Regions from separate parts of the Mus musculus genome. Here region 2 is linked to region 1. Evidence: chromatin loops called from intact Hi-C (ENCODE). Cell type or tissue: gastrocnemius. All regions are shown on one strand.

The links. Peaks named below come from ENCODE experiments on the same cell type or tissue, not always from the same donor. Only the 100,000 strongest peaks of a DNase experiment are listed, where the experiment ranks them.
Region 2: a loop joins it to region 1, with 3 times the contacts of the local background. A loop is called at or near these places in 20 of 42 quality-filtered maps.

The regions. Positions count from the first base shown.
Region 1 is chr2:135,954,929-135,962,928 of GRCm38, forward strand. Plcb4 (phospholipase C, beta 4) reads left to right here. Exons shown (of 39, transcript NM_001355153.1): 17 at 1-71; 18 at 3,127-3,217; 19 at 3,714-3,809; 20 at 6,791-6,891. Among named protein-coding and RNA genes, the nearest start is that of Lamp5, 99 kb to the right of the region's middle. In gastrocnemius, a CTCF peak has its summit at 3,025 (motif pointing left); DNase peaks (open chromatin) are centred at 1,060 and 3,018; H3K27ac peaks cover 1,983 bases.
Region 2 is chr2:135,351,954-135,359,953 of GRCm38, forward strand. Plcb1 (phospholipase C, beta 1) reads left to right here. Exons shown (of 32, transcript NM_001145830.1): 24 at 7,701-7,833. Among named protein-coding and RNA genes, the nearest start is that of 4930545L23Rik, 140 kb to the left of the region's middle. In gastrocnemius, a CTCF peak has its summit at 4,516 (motif pointing right); a DNase peak (open chromatin) is centred at 5,531.

The DNA.
Region 1 (8,000 bases):
ACAAGATGTCCAAGTATTGTGAAGATCTATTTGGGGATCTCCTGTTGAAACAAGCACTTGAGTCGCATCCAGTACGTATTTTTAGCAAACCAGAGTTCCAGCATGAATGGATTTGTTTTGAAATGTGTTTTTCAGGGGTCAAGTAGCACTGGAGGCTGAATACTAAGGATTTTCATATTTATTTAGATTCTCTGGTACAAAAAGCTTTTATCGTGCTTCAGAGGGATGTAGAGAGGAACACAAAGTAAACATCTGACTTGGTTTAATCCGGCTGCTCTCAGGACCTCGTGTTTTATGTTTCATAAAGCTTCCAAGCCAAGAGTCCAGGCCCCTCCGTGCGTCCCAGTGTCCATTGCATTCTGAGTCACTTCAGATACCCGTAAAAGCACCTGCACTAGGGCCCCACCTACACCGGTTCGGTTCTGATTGACCCAGGGTCATAAGCAGGTGCATGATTTAAGTCCTCCAGGTGAACAAATGTGTGCCCAGGGTTCAACACTCATGGGAGCCCGTCGCTGTGGGAAAAGCTCCAGACTGATGTCCTAAGACACAGAGGTCAAGTTCCCAACTCCAAAGTAAATACTCAGGCAAAGTCACATGACCGTTTTTGAACTTCATTATATACCTGCCAGGTTGTTCATTAAGCACTTGTTATTAAAGTCCGTGGTCCATAGGAGGGCTTTATGGAGTCTGAATGCATTTGTAAGCGTTCCAGAGAATTCCTTGGATTTCTGTCAGGATCCCTAACATCCAAGAGGATGAGATGCACTGTGGCAAGGTGTTACGAGAAGCAAGGCTTGCTAAAATTAAAGTGCTCTATTAGGCTGTTCAGCCTTCCTGTGACTATGGTAGCATTCGACAAAAGGAGAGGGGCAGGAAAGTCCATGCATGACAAGAGGGTGTTTGCTACGTGAATGACTTGGCTGCTCTAACCGTGGATTTTTCCCAAAGGTGTGTGTGGCAGCAGAAAGCGCATGGAGGCCAGGCTGCATCCTTTGCTCTCTGCTGCCTGCTGAAGCACTGGGGCAGCTGCACTCCCCGCACTCCCTCTTTCCTCCACACTTGGCCTGACTGTTGGCTGCCAGTGCCTATGGCTCTCTGTGGAATATGACCTCTAGTCAGTGGTCAGGCTCCGATCACATGAGAGACAGGCCGGACGGGGTCTGAGAATGAACTCCCCCACAAATCCCCTCACTCGGTGTTCCTAAGGGCTATTTCTGAGCACCTGTTCTCTTCTGACCCTTGGGATCCCCAGCTAGATTCCCTGTTTGCCACCCTGGGGTGCCCCAGTGATAACATCTGAATTACATCCTTCACTGGCCGTCTCCTCCTTTCTCTTGCTTCTCCACCTCTCTGTTGACCTGTGCAGGAACCGGCTTAAACTTGTGATGTGTTAGTTCTTGTCTAGGAAGATGACTCTGAGGGATTCTGTCCAAAGAAGCATCCTTGATTTATTTTATTGCTGTGGTTTCCTTAGCCTTCTGTTCTCTTGGGTAAGAGAGGAGACTTGATATTTGCAAAGGCCATTGTGTTTGTCTTAATTAACTAAATAATTAATGTGCATCCCAAATGCTGCTCATCCCCCAGGTCCCTCCCTCACAGAGTCCCTTCCCTTCTCCTCTGAGAAGGTGGGACCCGCTGGGTACCCCCCAACCCTGGAAGTCTCTGCCAGATTAGACACATCATCTGCCACTGAGGCCAGACCAGGCAGCCATGAAGACTGAATGTTCTTTGGTTGGTGGCTCAGACTCTGAGAGCTCACAGGGGGCCAGGTTTGCTGACTCTGTAGGGTTTGCATCCCCTTCAGGGCCTTCAGTCCTTAACCCCAACTCTCCCATAAGTGTCCCTGACCTTTGTGTAATGCTTGGCTGTTGGTATCTGCATCTCTTTCAGCTGGGTAAAGCCTCCCAGAGGACAATTATGCTAGACTCCTGTCTACAAGGATAACAGAGTGTCATTAATAGTGTCAGGAGCTGGTTCTTGCCCATAGGATGGGTTTTAAGTTGAGCCAGTTATTGGTTGGCCTTTCCTTTGGTTTCTGCTCCATCCTTGCATTTCTTTTAGACAGGACAAATTTTGGGTCAAAAGTTTTCTGGATTAGTTGGTGTCCTTATCCCTCCACTGGGGGGTCCTCCAGGCCTCTTCAGGTTCCATATCCCCACTGTTAGGCATCTCAGCTAAGGTCACCAGCATTGACTACTATCCCAGGTCTCTAGGACTTCCTAGACATCCCATTTCCATTTATTCTCTGGCCTCTCTCCTATCTCTCACTACACCTGATCCTAACCACCCATCCCTCTCTCCCACCCAGTTCCCTCCGTCCCTCTGCCTCCTATGACTATTTTGTTTCCCCTTGTAAGTGTGATTTTTTTTTTTTTGTGAAGGGACGTACACATTCCCAGGGAAGGGACCAGTGCCACCAGGCAGCCTGCAGCAGGCAGCCGTCAGTTAAAAGTCCTAAGAAGTCAATGCATAGACTTGCTTCTGAAACATAGGGTAAAGTAATGAGTTGTGAGATAAATGGTTGTGTGGAAAGATGCATAGGTAAGAGCGTGTGGCTAATAGCTGGGTGGATGGGGAGTGAATAGGTAGACAGAGGCCAGTCCCACTGATCACAGAAAATGACCTAAACAGACTTAACTTCCTGTAAAGTACAAACATGACACCACAGCGAAGTTCAGATTCTAGCCATTCAAAACTCTCCCATGTTTAGAGAACCCATAAAAATCCCACGTCAGTCTGGTGAGAAGAGAGGCTTAGTCTGTGACCTGCTGCAGACGCAGGGGCGATCTGAGGCCATTCAAGTGCTTTATGATGGACCTGAGATGTGAAAAGCCCACCATACAGCAGGACTGCCACCCCCAGCCCCTCTCAGGTCAGACCCTACTCTACTAGGGAGCTTGGATCCATCTGTATACCCCAGAAGACTGGGGGTGCTCCAGCTTTACAGCATTGTTTAAATTAAAGTTGAATTCAGTGAGCTAATGAGCATTGGGCAGAAGCAGAGCTGTGCACACTGCCATCTAGTGGATGCTGGCTGGTATGACTCCCGGCCCCTGGGGCTCTTCCGCTCCGGAATCGAGCATGAAGTCCCTACCTAACTGAGCTCTTTCTATATATCTCTAGCTTGAACCAGGAAGGCCCTTGCCGTCTCCTAATGACCTCAAAAGAAAAATACTCATCAAGAATAAGAGGCTGAAGCCTGAAGTTGAAAAGAGTAAGTCAGTTGCACATGTGGCTTTTGAGCAGTTCGGCTGTCTAGATGAAATCTGATTTAGAACAGATTTGGGAAAGGAATGGTGGAATGCAGATAGTACATTTATCTTCCAGCGTTATTCCACTACATTCCCATTAATCCTTAGTTCTTACAACTGGTCCATTCAGTGGAAACCCTCCATGTGTTTACGTGCAAAAAATACAGAAGGAAAAAGGGTTTGTACTGCTACATACATTGCCACGGTTTTGTTCATAAAAGATAAATTAATTTACGCTCACATTGGAAACATCTCAGTGTTGTAAGGCCGGGGAAGCGGCTCCAGGGTTAAACGCTCACCGTGCATGCGTGAGGATCTGAGTCTGATCAACGAGAATCCACACGCTTAACCTGAACACCCGTGATGCCCCTAAAGACGGAAGGGGAAGACAGAGAGTTTCTCACACTTCCTAAGCGATCTAGCATCTGTTCTCATCTCCGTGTGTGATGATACTTACAGAACAGCTTGAAGCTTTGAAAAGCATGATGGAAGCTGGAGAGTCAGCCGCCCCAGCTAGCATCTTGGAAGACGACAATGAAGAGGAAATAGAAAGTGGTGAGTTGTGGGGCCGGGGAAGAAGGCTGCATGGGTAAAATGCTCGCCGTGCAGGCGTGCAGATTATAATCTGAATACCCAGAATCCACATGCTTAACACGAACACCTGCAATGCCCGTGAAGATGGGAGGAGGAGATAGAAGAATTTCTTTAAGTCCATGAGCCAGCTAGTTTGGCAAAAGCACTAGAAACCACCATGAGAGCCAGCCTCAAAACAAGATGGGAGGTGATGCCTGACAACCAAGGTTGTCCTCTGATCTCCATGTGTGCACTGTGGACATATACTCACTGTCTTTCACATACTCTCATTGGCACACATAAACGTATGCCACAGACATCACACACACACACACACACACACACACACACACACACACACTCACTCACTCCCCGCACACACACTCATACACACACACACACACACACACTCCTGCACAGACACGTACACACACTCACACTCCCCGCACACACACTCATACACACACACATTCCTGAACACATACACACTCCTACACACACACACACACACACACACACACATACACACTTCTGCACACACAAAGAGTTATGAGATGTCATTTTAAGGTACAAGTTTTTAAAAGGGTTATATTGGAAATAAGAAAAACATTAATCTCTCTTAACAAACTCCTTTGACTAGCAATGACTTTATCTTGCTAAATATTTAGGAGTACTTCATCTTTTGAGGGAATGGCATTTTTATAGATACTGTTATTTCCATTTTATCTGAGCACTGGATGTTAGTGGCTTAGCTGTCTCCCTTCCCATTGTGAACTGAGCCCTTCAGAAAAGATTTCCAGTCAGAGACTCGGCCTTTAATCACTTGCTGTATTAGGCAGGAGTTGAAGAGAATTTTTGAAAGGTCCACTCTATAATCCTTTATGTTTTGTAAAGAAAAACATGAATGTCAGTTTTGTTACTGATAGTAATAAGACATGTGATAAGAGAAGCGAGTGAAGTGATTGACTGATGCTCATAAAGTGAACTTGAGAGTCAAAGCCTATATTGCAATTTTGTTAAGCCTGGGTGTAGCTCAGTGATATAGCACAGGTTTAACCTGCATGAGGCCTTCTCAACCAGGGTCCCTGGAAGCCTTACTGAAAATATGAATATTGACCATCACCTATTTAGCCTCTCAATATAGCCAGCCATGATGTGCTGTTTAAAATTGGTGCTGGGGTTGTAACGCGATAGCATATTTGCCTAGTCTGAGCAAAGCCCTCGGTTCGGTTCTCTGCACTGAAAAATAATAATATACTACTTAGTAATAATAGTCACAAGTGGGCCATTTGAAAGTTTGGGGATGTTTTCAGATCGTGATCTCCTGGCCATGTATCCTGAGAATTACCTGGCCAGGTGATTGGAACTTGCATTGCTTTATGGAACCATGGTGCACAGACTGACTTAAGACTAATTACTTGTAGAAATTTTCTTATTACTCACACATATGGACTATGTCTGATTTTAGACTAGGTACATAGGTGAAACCCAAAAGCTATGAGAGTTACCTAATTTTACTCACTGTCTCTTATTGAAGACCCTCACTGTGGGAGAGATTCCATTAAGAAACAAGCCAAGTTTCCATAGGGTTTAACTTCAATCTCAGAGAAAAAACCATAGCGTTTGGCTTCCTTGTGTTTCTCTGTGCCTAGTGGGATCTAAATGACCAAAGATCTCTGGTATTATTCAGTTAGTTCCTATAATGTTTGTGCCTTATTACATAATGCACCATCCACATTTGGAGGCAGAAATCTGTGGTGATTTATAATTACCTCTCAGGATTTTGTGAGCAACTGGGGTTTATTTGGCTAGTTCTTGAGTTTTTTTTTAATACAGTTGCTAGCAGGTGGACATCTGGAGTCGGCATCTTTTTAAGATTTGTAGACAATTTAGACAAGATTGCTCTCTAGTTTAACCATCTGTGGAGCTCAGCTGGGTCATTGTAGCAGAGCATCCCCTGTGGCCTCTGTGTAATTTCAGCATCTCACAACATTTGCTAAGTTATACCATCCAAGAACCCGGGCCCTAGATGCAGGAAGTAGGAGCTGTTACGTTATTTAAGAACTATGAACACTTCATCTCTATTTTGTTCATCGACGCAGTGAGTGGCAGATCAGATATCAGTTCAGCTATCTTTGGATGTATAATATGTAACCATTAGATTTTTCAGATTTAAAAAAAATACAAAATATTTAAGAATAATATATATATATATATATATATATTAAGAAAATAAGCGCTCTCATTCTCCAGTGCCCCTGAAGCTTAAAGATATCCGGTAGTTTGTACACAATCCCTTAGTTATAAGACAGTGTGAGGCATCCGGCATTTAGTAGCAAAGTTAAATATAACTGTGAGTGCTCTATGGACTTGTGTGTGCTCAGGAAATGCTAACATATATTCAGATACTCTGTATAAGTCCTAGTTACTAAGTATCTACCAGGAATATACGGTTTACGCCTAAATAATCAGGTTAGACTACTTATGCAGGTACCCATTATCCAAAATACTTGGCCGGAGAAGTAGTTCTGATCTCAAGATTTTTCTACATTTAATTTTTTTAATTTCATAATCTGTGGCCCACCCTGCTGAGCCCTGGAAAACCAGGCTTCTGGGTGACTGCTCTTACCCCCAAGCTCACATTTTCTGATTCCTAGCTATTTCATAGATTACCAATTGAGTATCCCTAATACAAAAATGTGATATCCAAAATACCGTGAAATCTGAAACTCCTTGTTTGTTACCACAATGATCACACAGCTTAGGATTTTGGAACACTCTGGTTTTTTGACTTTCAAATTCAAGATAATCAACTGTGTATGAAACAGACACTGTAGAGGTGGTGCGTGGTCTCCCGGTCCTGGTTATGTGCGTAGGTCATATGAACCTTCTCTCGAGTTCTCTTAAGGTTATGGGCAGGGTCTTATTTAGCCTCATGAATTTTCTTTCTATCTGTTAAGCAGCTGATCAAGAGGAAGAAGCCCACCCTGAATACAAATTTGGAAATGAACTTTCTGCCGATGACTACAGTCACAAGGAAGCGGTTGCAAACAGCGTCAAGAAGGTCTGAGGCATTGTATTCCCATTCTTAAATGGTTTTTAAGGGGTGGCAGTTATTGTGGGAAATTTGGGGCTGTGACAACAAGAGAACCAGGTATTGTGTTTTTCTCTTAATTATATAGGACAAAATTCTCTGCTGTGGGACCAGAATTTGACACTCTCACAATATTAAGTTTCAGAGGACCTATAAATTACTCATTAATTGTACCCTCTAAGGGTCACTACCCAATTGGGCAGGTACTTTTAAATATCACCGTTTATAGTAGTAGAGCTGACAAGGAGAGACGCAGTATCGCAGGGCCAAAGGTTACCCTGCTGGCATCATTAGGAAACTGCCTTCTGGATGTGTCAGGTGAAGCCTCGGTACAGAGCTGGTCCAGCTGGCAAGAAAAGCATCCGCCTAGCAAAAGGATGAAAAAGTCCAGCCATTCAGCCAAGGAAAGTTGTCATTGGGTTCCTAGAACTTGTCAGGCCCAGCTTAGGATGCACTTTCATTTTGCCTTTTGTTAGCTTCTACGGGTCTCCTACAGTTCAGGAGAACAGATGGGAAACACGGAGTAAAAGAGTCAAGGAAGCCTATAATTCAATTGTGGCTCGAACTATTATGACAATAAAAATGAGTGCTAAAGTGGAGACCAGGAGAGAACAGGGCGACTGGAATAAGGAAGAGAGGGACTCACTATGCAGAGAAACAGAGAATAACATTTCATACCACAGGACCGCAGTAAGAGCAGAGATGGCGTGAGTGGAGCAGATGGGATGATTGAAGGGTGAAGCAAGGTGATATGTGTCAGGTGGAAATGAGGTAATTGAGAAGTTTCTATGAGAAATTAAAAATGAGGGTGTAACATGACCTGTTTCACATAAAACTAAGTGGGGAGAGGGTATCATAGAAGACTGTGGCGGGCCCTTTGTGGCCTCTCACCTAGAGGAAAGTAAAGGCAAAAGTGTGGAAAACAGTGAGAGTGGGCTTTTAACTGGTCAGAAGCAGCCCTGGTGGTTAGAGAGTAAAGAGGGAGGAGATAGAAGAGTCCAAGGCATAGCAAGGGCACAGGCAATGGTACAGTTTCCCGATGATGGACTGAACTTCGTGAAGGTAAGGAGAAACAAGGT
Region 2 (8,000 bases), 600 kb before region 1:
TGCCCAGTTCCTGCCAGTCTTTGCGTTTTCATTCCTCTGTTCTGTGTATGAGTCATTAAGCATCCGGTTACCTCATTTGTACCTTGTGGGTATGTAACCCAACTTCTTTATTGTCTTCTGTATAAAAAGTCTGATGCTCAACTTGACATTACATTCAGATCCAACACAACCTCTCCTGTGTGCATCTGTCTGTCAATTCATCCTACGCTTTGCCCACCCGAGACTTGAGACCCATTTCACGCAGACAAAGGGGCCCAGAGGGTCTGCGACAGGGATCATTTCTCTTTCCACAATGTGGAGTTTCAGGGTTTAAACTGAGGTTTTTAGGTGTTGTGACAAATGCCTTTACCAGCTGCGCCTGATAGAAATCTTCTAATAAGTAATGTATATTATAGATTAAAAACACAGCAGGCAAATTCCCTGAGAGAAAGGGGACCACACCCCAGGGAAGAAGTGGGTTCGTGTCCTCCCCAGCGGCTATTTTGGATGAGGTACTAGGAGCCATTACAGGTTAGGCTCTAATCATCCATATTAGACATTGGCCCAAGACCATATGTCAAGAAGTTAGGATCTGACAGTTGGGGGGGGGTACTTCTTGTTTTTAATTTGTGTGTGTGTGTCTACAGTGATCTAGCAGCATATCAGAGGACCAGGGAGAAAGTACATGTAATAAACACTGCTGCTTTCCATGTACCTGGTAGTTATATTAACGTATTTGTCATTTTGGTTTGTTAGTTGGTTTTTGGTTGGTTGGACAAATATTTTCCCATTGAAATATATCCCAAGCTATCAATTGTTTACGGATGGCCTTGAATTCACAGTGTAGCCTGGATGGCTTATGAACTTGTGATCCCCCTGCCTCGGTCCCTAAGTAGCTAAGATTGCAGGCAGGAGCTGCCAGCCCCTCCCTCTTTCATGTATTTCTTAAGGTATCCATCATTTCTTTTAGCAGATAAGGAGATGTAGGTACTCAAGTGCTAGATTTCTTGCCCAGAGTTACACAACTTGTAAACAAAGGAGTTGGGATGTGATCTCTCAACTCCTCGTGTATACCAGAATGTCTCCAAGTTTTAGGTCGATCAGGATAGGATGGTGACATGCTGAGCCTGATTCAGTGGGTCTGGGTGTGGGCCTGATACTCATACTGACAGAATCTCCTGGCCTGTGGAGCATACTATGCGTAAAACACATCTACACCACACCACCACGTGACAAATCTGCAGCGTTCTGGAGACTTGTTAGCAAGGAGGGGTTCTTCCTATTCTCCCGGACAGCAGCGTGTCTGTGCAGATGAGCACATCTGGATGTTGTGACAGAAGGAACAAGACCTCCACAGGCTCAGGGCAGACAAAACCACAGCATAAAGCAGTGGGGTAAGGCTCCTTCCTCAGAGGAGCTATGGACAATTGATAGCTGCCAAGGGATGGAGAGTCAGTTGTCTCTAAGGGTTTGGCCCTGGTGAAATCTCCAAACTCCTTTAGATGGTGCCACTCCCAAGAGTATATGGGCATCACATATTGGACTTCCTGAATTTTAAAGACATGAAGAAATGAAGTTGGGTGAGGAAAGGGAGATATAATGGGAGCAGTTGAAGGAGGGGAAAAATATGAACAAGACACATTGTGAGAAATTCTCAGAGTCAATAAGATTGTTTCTGTAAAAAAGAAAAAAAAATGACAGTTTCCTTTTCATCCCTCGGCTACTTAGCTTTGACATGCCACTTTCTTTGACTGCCCTAAGGCAATCAGAGTAGCCACCATTTTTAGAGGAGGAAACAATTGCTTGTAATTGTGGAGCGATCTAATTAATTAAAAGTTAGACCTCACAAGAAACCCCGAGAGCCACTGGAACTTCAGCAAATCAACCACTGGTTTGCTCCAGCTGCTTTCACAAATCTCTATGTGTGTGCTGACACTTTTCAGTGGGTTGCAACTCAGGACTGTGTGTTCTAAAGTCCTTCTAAAACACTGGAATCATTGCCCACGCCACACCTGATGGCAGACGAAGTACAAAAGTGTGACTCTCAGTTAAGGAAGGCTTTCCCCCTGCTCTATTGCATTAAAAATCACCCACAGATCATGATATAATGCCAATTCATTAAATCTTGGACAGGGCATAAAATTCTGCATTACAACAACCTTCTTGGTTTGGAGTAGCAGGGCTCTCAGTATTTACCATGTTTCAGAATCATCTGGGTGTGTTCTTCTACCACCCATGCGTGGTTCCCATCTGATGCAGATGGTTTGGAGGAAACCCTGGCATTTAGATTTCTAAGGATCTGAAGTGATATTGGTGATGGTCCAAAATTCGCACACATTTCAGAGTCTTTAATGCCTGTGGCCTTTGTGATTTTTTTCACATAGACACTGACATGTGTATAAAGTAGTCAGCAGGGTCATGTGCACTCTTATTTAATAGCTTTCTAATCCCCCAGTTGTGGTAACGAGTCAACTGTAGAAAGAGAAGCAGTTTCATTCATTCCATTCACGAATTTACTCATTACGGATTCATTCAAATGCTTTTTTTTTTCTGATTTCAGCATAAGGTTGAGCATATACTATAGTTTCAGGACTTTGCCAATGAAGTGTACCTACTACTTATATACCAGCAGGAAACTGTAGGTGAACATATTCGTCCATCCATTCATTTTTTGAATAAATGTTATTTTAATGCTATACCTCAGATACTATGCTGGAATGTGTGTGTGTGTGTGTGTGTGTGTGTGTGTGTGTGTGTGTGTGTGTGCGCGCGCGCGCGTGCACGCGCGCGTTATATGTATTATCAAATCACATGTACATATGCATGAGTATGGATATATATGTACATACACAGCCCCTGAGAAAAATCATACTTTGTCTTCCTCACTTCTGAACCAGAAAGTGATGTCAGTTAATAAAAGTTCACACATTAAACTTGCAGTGGTCACTCCTAGGTCAATATGTGGTGGGAATGATAGCTTTGTCTAAATTGGGGTGCAGCCTTCATGAGAGAAGAGCCCTTTGGATTCCAATCTAGTTACTACTGAAAGAGCTTGCCAGACATTGATTGCAAAAGATATCAAACTAAATTTACGTATCAGGTGTTCATTAAGACATTTGAAAAATGAGGCAGGAGATGAGCTCCATGGTTAAAATCCATGCTGCTCTTGCAGAGGACCCAGGTTCAGTATCTAGCACCCATATGGGGACTTAAATCTATCCATGACTATAATTCCAAATGACCTAACGCTCTCGTCTCCCCTCTAAGGGCATATATGTAGTGCACATAAGCACATATGGGAGATAAGTAAATGAATAACCCCTGTTTTTTTAAGCCAAAAACTAAAGACAGGAGACAAACTTGCTCACGACGTAAAGCCTTTGCCCATCACTTGTGCTGCCAGACTCTTCAAGTACAACTTGAACTTGAAAGAATCTTAAAACTGATACTCTTATCTCAGTCCACAATTAAGTGGCATTCTTCGCTTGATAACATATAAATTCCTCTGTCCACTTATCTATTTTTATTTTTCAATGCATTTCAAAGTGGGCTGCAAATGCCGGTGTGCTTCCCTCCCACGCACTTGGAGAAGACCAACCAAGATGTGTGTTTTTCAGGACTGAGCCTGAATTTCTTAGGGATGGGACAGGTACAATAGCTCGGTTCATTCAGCTAGTGGAAAGTTTAGGTACAACTTAACTATACATCCTGAAAAGCTGCTTCAACCAAAATGCTGCCTCTAACAAGGCCATAAACACTGCCCACATCCATCCTCAGGAGACTGGATGGCACACCCTGAAATTATAAATCTCCTTCATGGTGTTCTGGGAAAGTGGCGAGCCTTTCCCCTACCCACCAGGGTCCAAGGCAACATGCTGTCATCCTAAAACCACATGAAAGGGACAGTGTGTTTTAATGAATTTTACATCTGTTTATTTACTTAGTGTGTGTGTGTGTGTGTGTGTGTGTGTGTGTGTGTGTGTGTGTGTGTGTGTGTTGTGAGGTGTGCATACATGATTGTGCCTCAGAACAGGTATGTAGGTTCCGAGGAAAGCGCTGATATTTGTTCCCTCCTTCCACCATGTGGGGCCCTGGGCTCAAATATAGGTAGCAAGCTTGTTGGCCTTACCTTTACCCACTGAGCTGTCTTACCAGCCCAGGAATCAGGAATAACCAGTATCCTCTAGTGACCTCAGTAACATCTCCTCTACTAACCCCAGTAACATCTCATAGTTGAAAGATATTTTACTTTCATGTTAAACATCCCACAGATTTTTTTTAAAGCTATGTATTCTCAGCCGCTTGTTTTGTTTATTAAAGCCAAAATTTCTGTGTCCAGGTCACAAGTGTTTTTCATTTATTTGTACACCGTACCTTCTACAAAACTTATAAGAACGGAGGTTTACTGATTTACATGTGGTATAATTTCAAAGAGATTGTGTTTACCTTAACTCTTGGAAAGAAAGATTTAATTTTTAAATATGAAATCAATTTTAAAAGCCATTTTTGGCCTTATTTTAAAGAAAAATATACTGTAGTAATTCCATATGCCCACTAGGTGGCAGAGGTTACAAGCAAAAATCTAGTAAGAGCAACTGAAGTTCCACCATATGACCCTTCCTTAATTGAAATTCATGTTAATTGGATCCCAGTGGCCTTCCAATTAAGTTTATAAAAAACATATCTTTGGTGCCTTTATTTATTTCATAATTTCTAGCACTTTGGGGAAGGATTTCTCCTTGTTTTGTTGAAACACATGAAAGTAACTGTCATAGAGAGGCCTGGAGAGAAACATAGTAAAAGTATTGATTCCTTTGAGCTGGACACAGAAAATTTGTGTTTTGCATTAAAGCTCACACATCTATGTGATGGGAAGGACTTGAGTTTCTCAATTATTTCAAAAAGTTAAGTTTAGTATTTCACAACTGAAGGTATTTAACCGTATTATTTATTTTATATTTTATTATTTGCATGTCATTCTAGTGCAACAGGGTGAGTTCTTTGGTAATTCCCTCATCTTTCTGTGTGACACTATCTTAGCCATAGCTTACTGTTGTATTAATGTTCACCTAAGCTGCCACTGTCATAGAACACAGAATGCCTGCTATTAAAACTATTCAGACCTTAAACTATCATAAGTTCTCAAGTCTCCTATCTGACCTCTGGCTTACTTTTAATAGAGTTTAGTGCTGACTTTCAATATCATCTTTGATTACTCAGCCATGGTGCCAAAAGGGCAGCCCACCTGGCTGGGCAGAGATGAAGCCAAGACAAAGCACCATCCAGCCCACAGAATCCCAGCCTCTCCTGTTATCAGTTTCCCCAATGGGGAAACTGGGGCTTTTCTACATATCCCTTGGCAAAACTGTCAGACATCAGTCTTTTGTTGTTTGCCATCATAGATGCTCAGTACTGTATCACATTTATCCCCAGAAAAAAAAATCCTCAGAGGCCCCTGGGAAATTTGACTACTCAAAAATCTTGTTAATCAGTGCCTTCCTTGCCCTCTTCTCCTGACGCATGTCTGGCAGGGTGGAGGAAGCGAGAGCTGCACATTTGTTGGCTCCTGGCCTAGGTCATTTCCAGACACAACATCCCTTTAGCATTCTGGCTTGGGGATTCCAGGCAAACTCTGTTCCTCGAGTCAGGGCACGCAGACAAGGCTGTTCTGGGTCCAGTGCAGCCTGGAGGTGCACTTTAGCCTTTAGGTCATTTGAAAATGTGTAAGTTCCCAGAAATATTTAATTTTTCATCTTATTTCAACACCTCGTGGGTATAGGTGGTAATTGAACCATGCCTGTCCCACTTATAACAGCTTCCTCTGGGTTTGGGTATGGCTTCTCTTCTCCTTGTCACCACTTTATAGGTCCAGTTCGTTAACTCTGATTTTTTTTTTTTTTTTTTTTTGTCTTTCAAGAAAAACCTTCTCTGTGTATGACATGTCCTGCATGGAAAAATCTGGCAATATAGGAAACCAATGCAGAAAACAAACAAACAAACAAAAAACCCACATAGCACCATAGGTACCACCCATAGGCAGCACTTGAGCCAGGAGACTCTCATTTGCGATGTCTGGTTGAACAAAGAATATGTCATCATTCCTCTTGGCATATGACTCTAGGGAGATTATTCCTAATGGAATCTAACTTAATGTGACCATACCAGAGCTTACCAATCATTGTTATCCATCTGTCAAAAGATATAATTTCCCAATAGCAAAATCTAATGCTTCTAGATTCTATGGCTAGGCTCCCGTTTTGATGTCCAGCCCAGTACCAACACTTATCTTCTCCTGCTCCATCCCAGTGAGAGAAGGTACACTGAAGAAACCTGGACAATCAGCAGTGCTATTTGTTGACTTAAGCTTTGGGGAACGAACTGATCCAATGCCACCTCTGAGGCTACAGGAATATCATGAGTTCAAGGTCATCGATAGCTGTACAGTAAGGCTTTGTTTCAAGGATGAAAAGTAGCAAGTTTAGGAGGGAATGAGAACATGAGTCAGTGATGCTGTTTATACTTCTGCCTTCCTTTGGTAAAATTTCCAGTGTGCTCTTTGTAATTACATGCCAAAATGTCACAGGGTTGACGTCCAGGTGACCCATGGAAGAAAATATCCCTGATAATAACTTATAAATGCATTACACAGAAAGATGCTGGGATAAAGTCGTCACCAGAAAAACTTGCTGTGGACATGGAAAGCAAGTCTAAACCAGCTGTCAGGCACTTGGAGTGTGGGGAAGCACTGTTGGAGGACTATACCATTATAGAGGCAATTATTTTATAGGACCGGCATTGATGCTACAGACACTTACTGAATGCTTACCTTCAATAGGGTATAGCTGATGGAGTGGACAGGATAACAGGCTCACAAGTCTTGGCACATTTCATTTTGTCCATTGGTAATGGCATACCATCATAACTGTTTCGTGCATTTACTTATTTAGCTTGAACCAGAAAGTGTTCTAGATACTTACCAAACATTAACTGTTTTGATCCTGGAAGAAACCTCATAAGGTAGGCAATCTTATGATCCCTAACTCATGTATACCCTCAAGGATAAAGATGGAGACACGGCACAGAGAAGTAAGTGACTTGCTAAATGGACTGAATTTGAATCCAAGGACACCTGGTTCCAAAGTCTGCACTCGTACCCATCACTTTGGTTTTTGCTGTGACATGGAAGCTGGTGGCATGAATCAAACTAGCATTTCCTTCTGTGTTATTTATTCAGAAGCCTGTCTCTGCTACTCTGAACCAAGCTGAGATCAGTTTAGCTGTTTCACTCACATGTGTATTCAGCTAGGGGTGTCTATCCCAGGACATCGGGCTTAGCAGTCCTTCCACAGAGCCTCTCCTTGTCTACCACTATAGCAGAAATCTGTAAAGGCTGGACAGACTCTCTATGGTCCTTTGTTTGCATTAAACGTTGCTGTTCTCTCATTTGATGGAAGCATCTAGGGAGATCCAGAGGCAGTGTGGGAAGGCTTTATTCAGGAGCATGAGAAAGTTGGAGTGGAAACAGAGCACATTGTGCAATTAACCTGACACTTCTTGATTTCACACTATGCTGAGTTAATCTTGCTTTCTTGACAGTTTCAAATTTGGTATTTCAGACTCCAGAGGAATTTTGAAAATGCCATAATGTGTAGCCTTACTGTTACAGGAAGAAAATAAAAGCAGTATGAAGCAGAAAGTTAAAAAGATGTTTATGATCTTAGGCTGACCCTGGAGAAACATCTTCCGAGGCTCCAAGCGAAACCAGGACAACGCCAGCAGAGAATGGGGTGAATCACACCGCATCCCTTGCACCCAAGCCGCCTTCCCAGGCTCCACACAGCCAGCCTGCTCCAGGTAAACAGCGGGACAGTGCCATTTGCTAGCTCTCCAACCTTCAGCTTCTGGGCACTTCTGCGGGCCCAGAAGCTATGGCTGAGGGATATAAGCAGACTATAAGTGATATGGGTGGGCAGGTGGCAGGATGGACACATGGTTGACTGTTACCAAGCCTCACAGATACT